3 separate regions of the Mus musculus genome follow, and all the other regions are linked to region 1. The links are chromatin contacts, found by Hi-C or POLR2A ChIA-PET in ENCODE. All regions are on one chromosome and are shown on one strand. The core of a region is the stretch at or near the end of the contact, and the rest is flanking DNA. Distances in the headings are between cores, read along the strand shown. Region 1 holds the start of Xylb (xylulokinase homolog (H. influenzae)). Region 2 holds the start of Acvr2b (activin receptor IIB). Region 3 holds the start of Oxsr1 (oxidative-stress responsive 1).

Region 1 (3,050 bases), core at 327-2,826:
GGCAGGAGGATTTCTGAGTTCAAGGCCAGCCTGGTCTACAGATTTGAGTTCCAGGACAGCCAGGGGTACACAGAGAAACCCTGTCTCGAGAAACCCAAAAAAAAAAAAAAAAAAAAAAAAAAAATCGAGAGGTTTTATACTAGAAATTTAATGGCACTCTTGAAAGCTCTAGAACAAAAAGAAGTCACATCCAAAAGGAATAGACAGCAGGAAATAATCAACTCAGGGGCAAGTCTCGAAAAACCAGAGAGAGAGAGAGAGAGAGAGAGAGAGAGAGAGAGAGAGAGAGAGAGAGAGCGCCACACAGAGAGAGGCAGGTGAAACTCCCACGGTCTACAAGAATCCACTCTCCAAACAATGGAGGCTATGGTCCTGCACCTGGCAAGGAGGCTTGTCTCCAGAGGCTGCCCCCAGAGCCATGACTATGGTCAAGTCAGACCTGACATCCTAAGGAAGCCATTCCAAGCTCGGGAAGATGGAGAAACAGGTCTAGTAGGGCAAGGTGACTAAGTTCTATGGGATGTTCCCCAGTGGGAGCCGCAGGTTCCAACTCTCCTCATCGGGCTGAGAAGGGTCTCACAGCTACTATGCTTATTTCTCAAGCGTGCAGGATGAATGCCTCCTGGACGTCCCATGCCTACTTGGAAGGCAAATTGCTAATTCACTCAGCTATCACTGGGAACACCAACCTCTGACCGGCAGTTCTGGAATCACAGACCCTGGCACGCTAGTGCCAGCCAAGAGGGGGTTGGGGGAGGCAGGGAACGGGCAAAGTCCATTTGCATACTATGCCCATTTCACTTTTAACAAAAAAAAGTGCTTGGCGTGGCACCCTCCTTTAAACCCAACACTCAGGAGGCTACGGATAGTGGATCACTGTGAGTTCAAGGCCAACCTGGTCTACACAATGAACCTGGGCCAGCCAAAGCTACATAGTAAAGTTCTGTCTCAAAATATAAAATAAAATAATAAAGAAAAGTAAAGAAAAGGCGCTCAGGGATTATCCGGATCTAGGCTGTGCATGTGCGCACACCTCTGCTGTTTTCGCGGAGTGTGTTTGCGCGGAGTGTCTCGGAATCTAGCCATCTGCAGCCGAGACTCGCGTGGACCCCCGAGGTACTCCCCCCCACAGCCCTCCGCCCCCGCTACGTGTACTCCGGGTTCCGCGGGGAGTCACCCGCGGTTTCCGGGAGAAGCCTCTCGCTGGCAGAGCATCGTCAGGCTCCCGCTCCTCGCCCCGCGCGCGTACCTGCTGCGTGCTGAAGTCCCAGCCCAGGCAACAGCGGCGCCCCGCGCGCTCCGCCAGGGCCCTGGGGGTTCCCGCCGCCCGTCTGTGCGTCCGTGCGTCCATGTGTACTGCAGCGGCGAGACTGTCGCTGCGCTCCGTCGCTCAGAGACGCCAGAGCCCGCCTTTCGCCACGCCCCGCAGGACTCTGGACTGGAGTCACGAGGCGGGAATGCCCTCTGGCGCCGCCTGCGGGAAGGTCGCGAGTGGGACTGCGTCTGGCTGGGGCACTTAGTGGTCGCTACCCACCAGCAAGGCAGCGCAGTGGCTTCCCTCCAATTTCACTCCACCCACACTCACCCCTGCGCCGACCTAATATAATCCCAGCATTTGGGAGGCTAAAATAGGAGGATCTCAAATTCAAGACCAGCCTGGGTAACAGCAGTGGTGGTGCACGCCTTTAATCCCAGCACTTGGGAGGCAGAGGCAGGCAGATTTCTGGGTTCGAGGCCAGCCTGGTCTACAAAGTGAGTTCCAGGACAGCCAGGACTATACAGAGAAACCCTGTCTCGAAAAACCAAAACCCAAAACCAAACCAAACCAAAACAAGGTAAATGGTTGAAACCCTGTCTCAAAATAAAATTAAAAAGAGGCAGAAGAAGCCAGTTGTGGTGGTGCCTGCCTTCAATCCCAGCACTCAGGAGACAGAGACAGGAAGATGTCTGTGAGTTCAAGGCCAGTCTAGTCTACATTGAGAATTCCAGGGCAGTCATAGCTATATAACAGAGACACTTGTCACAAAAGTAAAATGGGGGGGTGGTCTACTGAAGGTCAAGCTGGGCGTGTTGGTGCATAGCAAGTTCTAGGTCAGCCAAGGCTACACGGTGAGACGATGCCCACGCCAAAAATAGATAAATGAAAGGAAAGAAAAGAAAAAAAAAAAAAAGAAGTGAAGGCCGAAGATATTGCTTTTGTCTGACCTGTGCCCTAGAGTCAACTAAAAAATAAAATAAAAATAAAAATCTTAATTAAATTTGGGATAGTAGTACTGGAGGCCCATGAGTTTGAGGCCAGCCTGGGATACATAGCAAGATCTGTCTCAATAATAATAATAATAATTAATAATCAATCAATCTCTCTCTCTCCCTCCCTCTCTTCCTCCTTCTATTGTTTGTTTTGACAGTCTTGACTAGGCTCAAAAAATTCCTCCTGCCCAGATTGGCCTTGAATTTACAATCCTCCCACCAGAGCCTCCCACGAGATTGAAGGCCTGTAACACCAAGTGTGGCCTGACATGATCTGCTATAAGATAAGGTCTCACATACCCCAGGCTGGCCTTGAATTTACAGTGTAGCTGGGACTAGCCTTGAATTCCTGATCCTCCTGCCTCACTCTCCCAAATGCTGTGATTGCAGGTGGAAGCCACGATTCCCAGTTAGAACTCATCTGTTATCGTGACCCACAGGTCAGCAGACTGTCTGGGCTGAGCTCAGGTGGCGGTGGCAGTGGCGGTGTCTCTGCTACTCAAGACTCTTGTCCCCACCCCTGAACAGTATGCTCACAGTGCGCCTGTCTGAGAACCTCAGAAAAGAGCTTAGTGAATGATGTCAGCAAAAGGTGTGGGTGCCCAGTGTAAAGAATGGAGAAATGCATTCTGGAGGCAGGAGGAGGCAGATCTCTGGGATTTCAAGACTAGTCTACTTTACATAGAAAGTTCCAGGACAGCCAGGACTACACGGTGAAACCTAGTCTCAAAATGGGGTGGGGGTGGGGCCACAAGAGGCCATTGCCAGATGGAGAGGGCTTCACACTCTTTGTTGGACAC
Region 2 (3,050 bases), core at 222-2,721, 45 kb before region 1:
TACCCACCCCCGCAGCTGCAAGGGGGATCCCAGCCCTTCCCTACACTCCGGGCCCCGCCCCTCGCGGGTTTCCCAGACTCCGCGCTGCTGCCACCTCGGGCCGCAGGGGACCCGAGCTGCATGTGTAATGGGGGTTGGGAACAAAGACGCGCAGGACCCAGAGCCCCAGCCACCGGGCACCAGCCGTCCTAATCTCCACGATCTTTTCTCTGGAGTCTTAATGCCCGACTGTCCACGTTTCCTGGAACTGCCCTAAGCCCGCCCCGGAGCTCCTACAAAGTTGAGCACGCTTCAGCACCATCGGGACACAGAAATCAGTGCCTAGGCTTTGGGGGAGAAAGCGCTTTCCCAACACAACTTCGTGCGTACACACCCACACCTTCTAGTCCCAAGCAGACGCGCACCAGCTATCCACAGCCCGCAGGCGGCTGCGAGCTGACCGCGGGTCACTCACGCCCGCCACGTGCCGGCCGAAGCGATCTGAGACCTGTTGGTTCGCCTCTTCAACCCTTCTCCACTCCCAGTTGCCCAAAACAAAAGCGGTCCCACGAGGGCGCATCTGCGGCCCGCTGCAAGAAAAGCGGGCGCAGGTAGGAGCCACTCGCATGAGGATCGCGACGCGGAGTGGCGGGACGGGATGCAGAGGACTCCGGGCGGGCTATGGAAAGCCGTCCGCTTCGCTTTGCGACACCTATGACTCTCAGGGGCGAGCAGCCCCAACCCAGCCGCCCCCAATTAGATGCCCACCCCGCTTGGCCGCCTTCCCCACGCTTAGGTTTTCCCCGCTCTATCCCTGGGGTCCGCACACCCGCGGAACCTGAACCCCGACCCTGACGCTCCAGGTTCCCCCATCACCTAGAACCTCTGCGAGCCAGAATCGCGCAGAGGAACCGCACGGGCGAGCTCGCCTCTAAGATCGCAAGCACCAGAGCGCCCCGCGCGACCCCGATCCCAGGCAGGTGGCGCGGCGCCGAGGCCGCGGGGCCGCCCTTTGTTGGTAAACACCGCGCGCCCCAGGTCCCTGCACCCCCACGACGCGCCCGGTCCTTACCGGCGCACAGCGATCCCCAGAGAAGGGCGAGGGCCGCCCAGGGCGCCGTCATGTTCCGCGGCGCCGCCCCGCGGACACCCGGAGCCCGCGGGCAGGGCCGCGCTGCGCTCCCGGGGCGCGCAGGGCCCGGCGGCGGCTGCGCTCTGCTTCCCGCTCCTTCTCTGGGTCTCGCTTCCAGGAGCGCGCGCTTCTGCGCTTCGGTTCCCAGGCAGTATGCGGAGATAGGGGCTCAGGGCCGCTGCGGGCGGCGCGCAGTGCGGCCCGGGCTATGGGGCGACGCGGGAGCCGGGGGGCGGCGGCGGGGCGCGGGCCAGGGCGCGCCCGACGCGGGCATGGCGCAACGGGGCTGGGCCCGGGCCCCGGGCGCAGGGGCCGAGTCCGGAGGGGCCATGAACGGGGGAGGGGTGGGGGAGGGGACCTGAACCGAGTCCAAAATGGCTCCTGAGCGGTGGCCACGGAGCCGAGCCAGCGGGGAAACCCGGATGTTGGATACAAAGAGGCGGGCGAGCTGGGCGGGGAGGGGGAGGGGAGGCGGGCCCTCCGGCCGCGTGGTCCGCGCCCCCCTTGGGGGCGGGGCCGGAGAGGAACAACAACACCGAGGCTCCGCCCCCCAGCCCGCGCCCTCTGGAGACAGCGCGCCTGCAGCACCAGACTCTAGGGCTAGGCGGGGCGCGCTCTCCGAGCTGGTGGGATTGGACTGCCCACAACTTGGCTGGTGCTTTCCTGCCCCGTGCTATGGAGCCCACGCTACGGGATGCACGCTCCTCTGGGACCCCTGAGTGAGTGGGTAGCTCCTGGTCCCCATAACCTAGGACCTCTGCCCTCCAGCTCCCATTTATGGGCTAATTAATTGGCAGGAAAACGCTGAAGTCTGAATTGACAGCAGTTCCTCACAACGCACGCACAGTTATCTCCAAGCAGAGGAGGACCCACAGAGCAGCTGCAGGTGGGAAAGAACTGTTGGCGACCTGCTTTCTGAAGGATCCTCAGCAATCCAGCATCCTTCATCTTACCTTCAGCACTCCTCCCACCTCTAAAGATCTGTTCAGAACATGCCTCTGTTCCTTTCACACACGCACACACACCAGATCCCTCCATTTCAGATGTTACACAATCAGAGTGTGAGAGCAATCGGCCTCCCAGCTACACTGGAAAAGCCAGTCACTACTCAGGGGAAAAAAATGCTATGGAATCCTCGGATAGTTACCTCCTGCCTCACCAAGAGCAGTGGGTCATAGGAGGAAGGACGCTCCCCCCCGCCGCCCCCCCCCCCCAGCCTGGGTCATTTCATTTGCTCGAGCCTCGGACTTCCCTTATGAAAATGACGGTGTTGAAGTCCTCCAGACTTGGGTAGAGTTTCTTTCTGCTACGGCTTTGGTGTTGAGGTAGGGATCCTCAGCTTCCCAAGAAGTCTGCACCTTGTCTGACAACCTTTGCTCTTAAATGTGGTCTTTTTCCTCTCCTTATGTAATCCTCAGGTGGCCTCGAGCTCGCAGTCCATCTGTGACTCTTCCTATTTTTCGTTCGTTTATTGATTGATTGTGTGTGTGCTCTCTTGCCTGTATCTATGTGCATCCAACATACAGTCATATGTTTCCATATGCCCCGTGCCACCAGCACCCTCCATCTCACATCTGGGCAGCTTTAACAGCAGAGGGCTGAGGGGCTCCTTAGATGTCACTAGGGTCCATTCACGTTGCTAAGTGTATCTTCTATTTCTTTTAAGATTTTTATTATATTTTACTTATTTATATGTGTGTTTGTATGTGTATGTGTGCATGCATGTGTGTGTGTGTGTGTGTGTGTGTGTGTGTGTGTGTGTTAAGGAGAGAAGCAGACAGACAGAGACAGAAGAGAGAGAGCATGAACACATTGAGGTTGGATGACAACTTGCAGTTGGTTCTGTCTTTCCACTCTGTAGGAGCTGGGAATCAAACTCAAATCCTAAGGATTGGCATCAGGTCCCAGTACTTGTGAGCCATCTCTATGGTACTAGCAC
Region 3 (3,050 bases), core at 246-2,745, 35 kb after region 1:
CAACAATTCCAGATTATTTTTGGCTTATTGGTTTTCTATTGGTACACACCATGAAGAGTTCCAATCTGTCCCCACTTCCTCTCGATGTTACTTTTATTCTTCTTCCAGCAAGAAAAAGTTATCACACGCACTAAATGTGTCACAAGTAGTGGCTGCAACAAATTTCTTCCTTCCTTCCTTCCTTATTTTTTTTTTTAAAGATTTTATTTATTTTATATATATGAGTACACTGTAGCTGTATTTAGACATACCAAATGAGGGCATTGGATCCCATTTCAGATGGTTGTGAGCCACCATGTGGTTGCTGGGAATTGACCTCAGGACCTCTGGAAGAGCAGTCAGTGCTCTCAACCACTGAGCCATTTCTCCAGCCCTGAAACACATTTCTACAGCAAGACCTTGCACCTTTGCCGGGTCTGGAATATTCTGTCCTCCCATTTTCTGTTTGCTGAGATCCCCTTAGCACTGTAAGGTCTGGCCCAAATGGGACCTCTTCTTGAGATGTTCCATAAGTCCTATCAACCAGACGCGCTCATGGCCTTCCCACCGAAGAGCTCAGCAGTGCTGCTCAGCTGAACACTTTGTCCGCAGCGACCCTGTCCAGGTTGATGTTTTAATGTTTTGTTTCACCAAAGCGCGATCTTCTAAGGCCAAGAAAACGGAACTTATTTTTGTGAAGATGACAAAAGCCAGGGCCGGGGGCCTAGAGCTGACCCCTAAGTCGCGTGACAGAAACCACTGAACAGTCAAGGCGCTGCCTGGGCAGAGACAACTAACCTAGGTCCCAGGCAGGTGCTGTTTCTTTAGACCCGAAGCGGAGAAAAGACAGAAACCGCTTCCTCCCGGATCCTGGAGGCGGCGCTGAGTACTTCCGCCTTAGGAAAAAAAAAAATGTCATCACGGGCCGAGCTTCCGGCTCCACTCGGGAGCCCGCAAGACCTTTTATCCTAGTTGGCCTTCGTCCGCGCACCCCACCCGGCCGCTCCCTCGGGCTTCTCCACACCCCGGGGCGCGGTTTGCACGTCTCGAGGGTGTGACCGTGACGCCGTGACGTCACCTCAGCGAACCCGGTCCTGAAAGGTTTTGGCGCTCGGTAGGAACTGGGAGTCAAGTTCCCGGAGGCGGGACTAACATATGACTGATGTCCACACGCTCCAGTTGCCGTTCTCATGCTTTCTCAAACCAACCAATGAATGCAAAGCAGAGAGGGCAACGCCCCTCCCTCAGCTTCTAGAGGAAGCGCCGCTCCTTCGGTTTAGCACTCAGTGGCCGCCATGCTTGGTGTGGCTCCTCGTTCTGCGGCAGTTTGCTCTGTTTTGGCTTTCAGACGCCCTCAGTGAACTCCTCCACGAGCACTTCTGCTCTCTAACTATCGACTTCCACTCTTTCCGGCTTCCTTCTCGCTTGCCTCTTGTCCGGCCACACTCAAGATGGCGGCCGGGGGGCGGCGAGCCGCGGCCAGGCTTCCCCGGCGTGGTGACGTCAGCGCGCTGCGTGTCGGCAGGTGGAGGGAGAAGGGAAAGTTTGGCCCGTGCTTGGGGTTCGGGTGGAGGGCGGGACGGAGGGGCAGGGCTGGGTAGAAGCTTGTTTCGCGGTGCCGCGGAGGTTAAGGCCGGCTCGTGGGCTGGGCCGGGGACTGCGGGACGCGGAGCCGCGGGAGGCGAGGTCGGTCGCAGCCGCGCGTCTCCGCCTCGGGGCCGCGCTTGACCCGCGCGCCCCGGCGTTGTGCGCCCCAAGGCTGGGCCAAGCGGCGGGTTGGGGGCGGCGGCTGGGCGTGGGGAGGCGCGCGGCGAGGTGACCTGAGAGCCCGGAGCGTGAGGAGCACGGAGCCAGGCGCTGCAGCCGTCATGTCCGAGGACTCGAGCGCCCTGCCCTGGTCCATCAACAGGGACGACTACGAGCTGCAGGAGGTGATAGGTGAGAGCCGAGGGGCGACGCGCCGGGGTTCTGGGCCCGAGCCTTGCTGGGCACTGGTGCGAGCCGTGCGCCTAGGGTGGGGCTCCCTTCGGAGGGAGAAGCGTACCTGAGACAGATGCGTCCTGTGCAGAAGAGCCATGTGGATGGGCGGCAGGCCTGGCTCAGGGGGCACTAGGGTCCGTGGGCAGAGCCGCGTGGCTCTGGGATTGTGGGGTCTGTGCACTTGAGTCCATCCCTGCATCCACGCGACGATGCACTATTTCGCAGGTGTGAGGCTGAGGGCAGCTCCAGGTACCGGTGCTGAGCAGGTTAGACCCGCCTCTAGCTCTTTACAACTGACTTCTCAGATCCCGGAGGCAGACGTCAACTACATAGAAAGAATGGGAAAAGCGGTAACAGGTCTCAGTAGGTGGCCGGAAGGAACCGGGCAAGATGTTATAAGGAGTGGTTTGAACAAGTTACGTGATTTCAAGGAAAAGTTGAGCCCTCAAAGCGAGTCGGAGGAAGATCGCCTTTCCCCCTCCATTGAGGAATAAGAAAATACTTAGACTCTGAGGAGAGAGAGAGTGCTTGATAAGTTGAGGGACCAGAAAGAGGGCACACATTAGTCTCAGGGACCTTTAAAGCTATGGTAAAGATTTGGAGTTTCAAGTTGTCCTTGGAGGGCTTCAACTAGGGACCATGGCTCGCTCCATAAATCTGGCTATTATGTGTGAAGTGGCCCTGAATAAGATCCGAGAATACCAGTTGGTCGACAGCAAGCATGGATTGTTACTCTCAGAGGTGCAGCGTGCTTGAGGAGGTTAAGCGGCTAGGGATGAGGGAGAGTTTGTAGCCCAGCAGTAATGCAGTGGCCATAGAAATCGAAGGGAAATGGGTTTAGCAAAACAAAGGCTTAATCAGCAGACCACTGTTTGTTGGAAGAAGTCTGTCTACACTGATAGCATTCTACCTTAAAATTAGCTTTACAATAGAGACCTGCCAAAAATCCCAGAGCTTCCTTAAAGGTGCCAGTGTTTATTTCTCGGTGTTAAGGAGAGCAAAAACAAAAAGCCACCAAATTTCGTTGTAGGTCTCTGTGTGGCTCTGTGTAGGTTTATGTGCTCGTGTAAAGGCTAGCTTTTCACGTTCTT

The links. Hi-C counts contacts between places; a loop is a spot of excess contacts on that map. ChIA-PET counts read pairs that join two places held with the same protein, here RNA polymerase II (POLR2A).
Region 2: a loop to region 1 is called in a map of heart, with 5 times the contacts of the local background. The contact joins the promoter of Acvr2b here to the promoter of Xylb in region 1. A Hi-C loop is called at or near these places in 14 of 37 maps with a recorded cell type or tissue (Patski, adrenal gland, gastrocnemius and 3 more). POLR2A ChIA-PET finds 5 or more read pairs at or near these places in 4 of 5 experiments (Patski and embryonic stem cell).
Region 3: a map of left cerebral cortex shows a loop between it and region 1 (4-fold over the local background). The contact joins the promoter of Oxsr1 here to the promoter of Xylb in region 1. A Hi-C loop is called at or near these places in 3 of 37 maps with a recorded cell type or tissue (heart, left cerebral cortex and regulatory T cell). POLR2A ChIA-PET finds 5 or more read pairs at or near these places in 4 of 5 experiments (Patski and embryonic stem cell).

The regions. Positions count from the first base shown.
Region 1 is chr9:119,355,907-119,358,956 of GRCm38, reverse strand. It overlaps Xylb (xylulokinase homolog (H. influenzae)), which reads right to left and starts at 1,576. Exons shown (of 19, transcript NM_001033209.3): 1 at 1,250-1,576. The coding sequence starts at 1,351.
Region 2 is chr9:119,400,599-119,403,648 of GRCm38, reverse strand. It overlaps Acvr2b (activin receptor IIB), which reads right to left and starts at 1,471. Exons shown (of 11, transcript NM_001313757.1): 1 at 1,052-1,471. The coding sequence starts at 1,103.
Region 3 is chr9:119,320,872-119,323,921 of GRCm38, reverse strand. It overlaps Oxsr1 (oxidative-stress responsive 1), which reads left to right and starts at 1,495. Exons shown (of 18, transcript NM_133985.2): 1 at 1,495-1,917. The coding sequence starts at 1,848.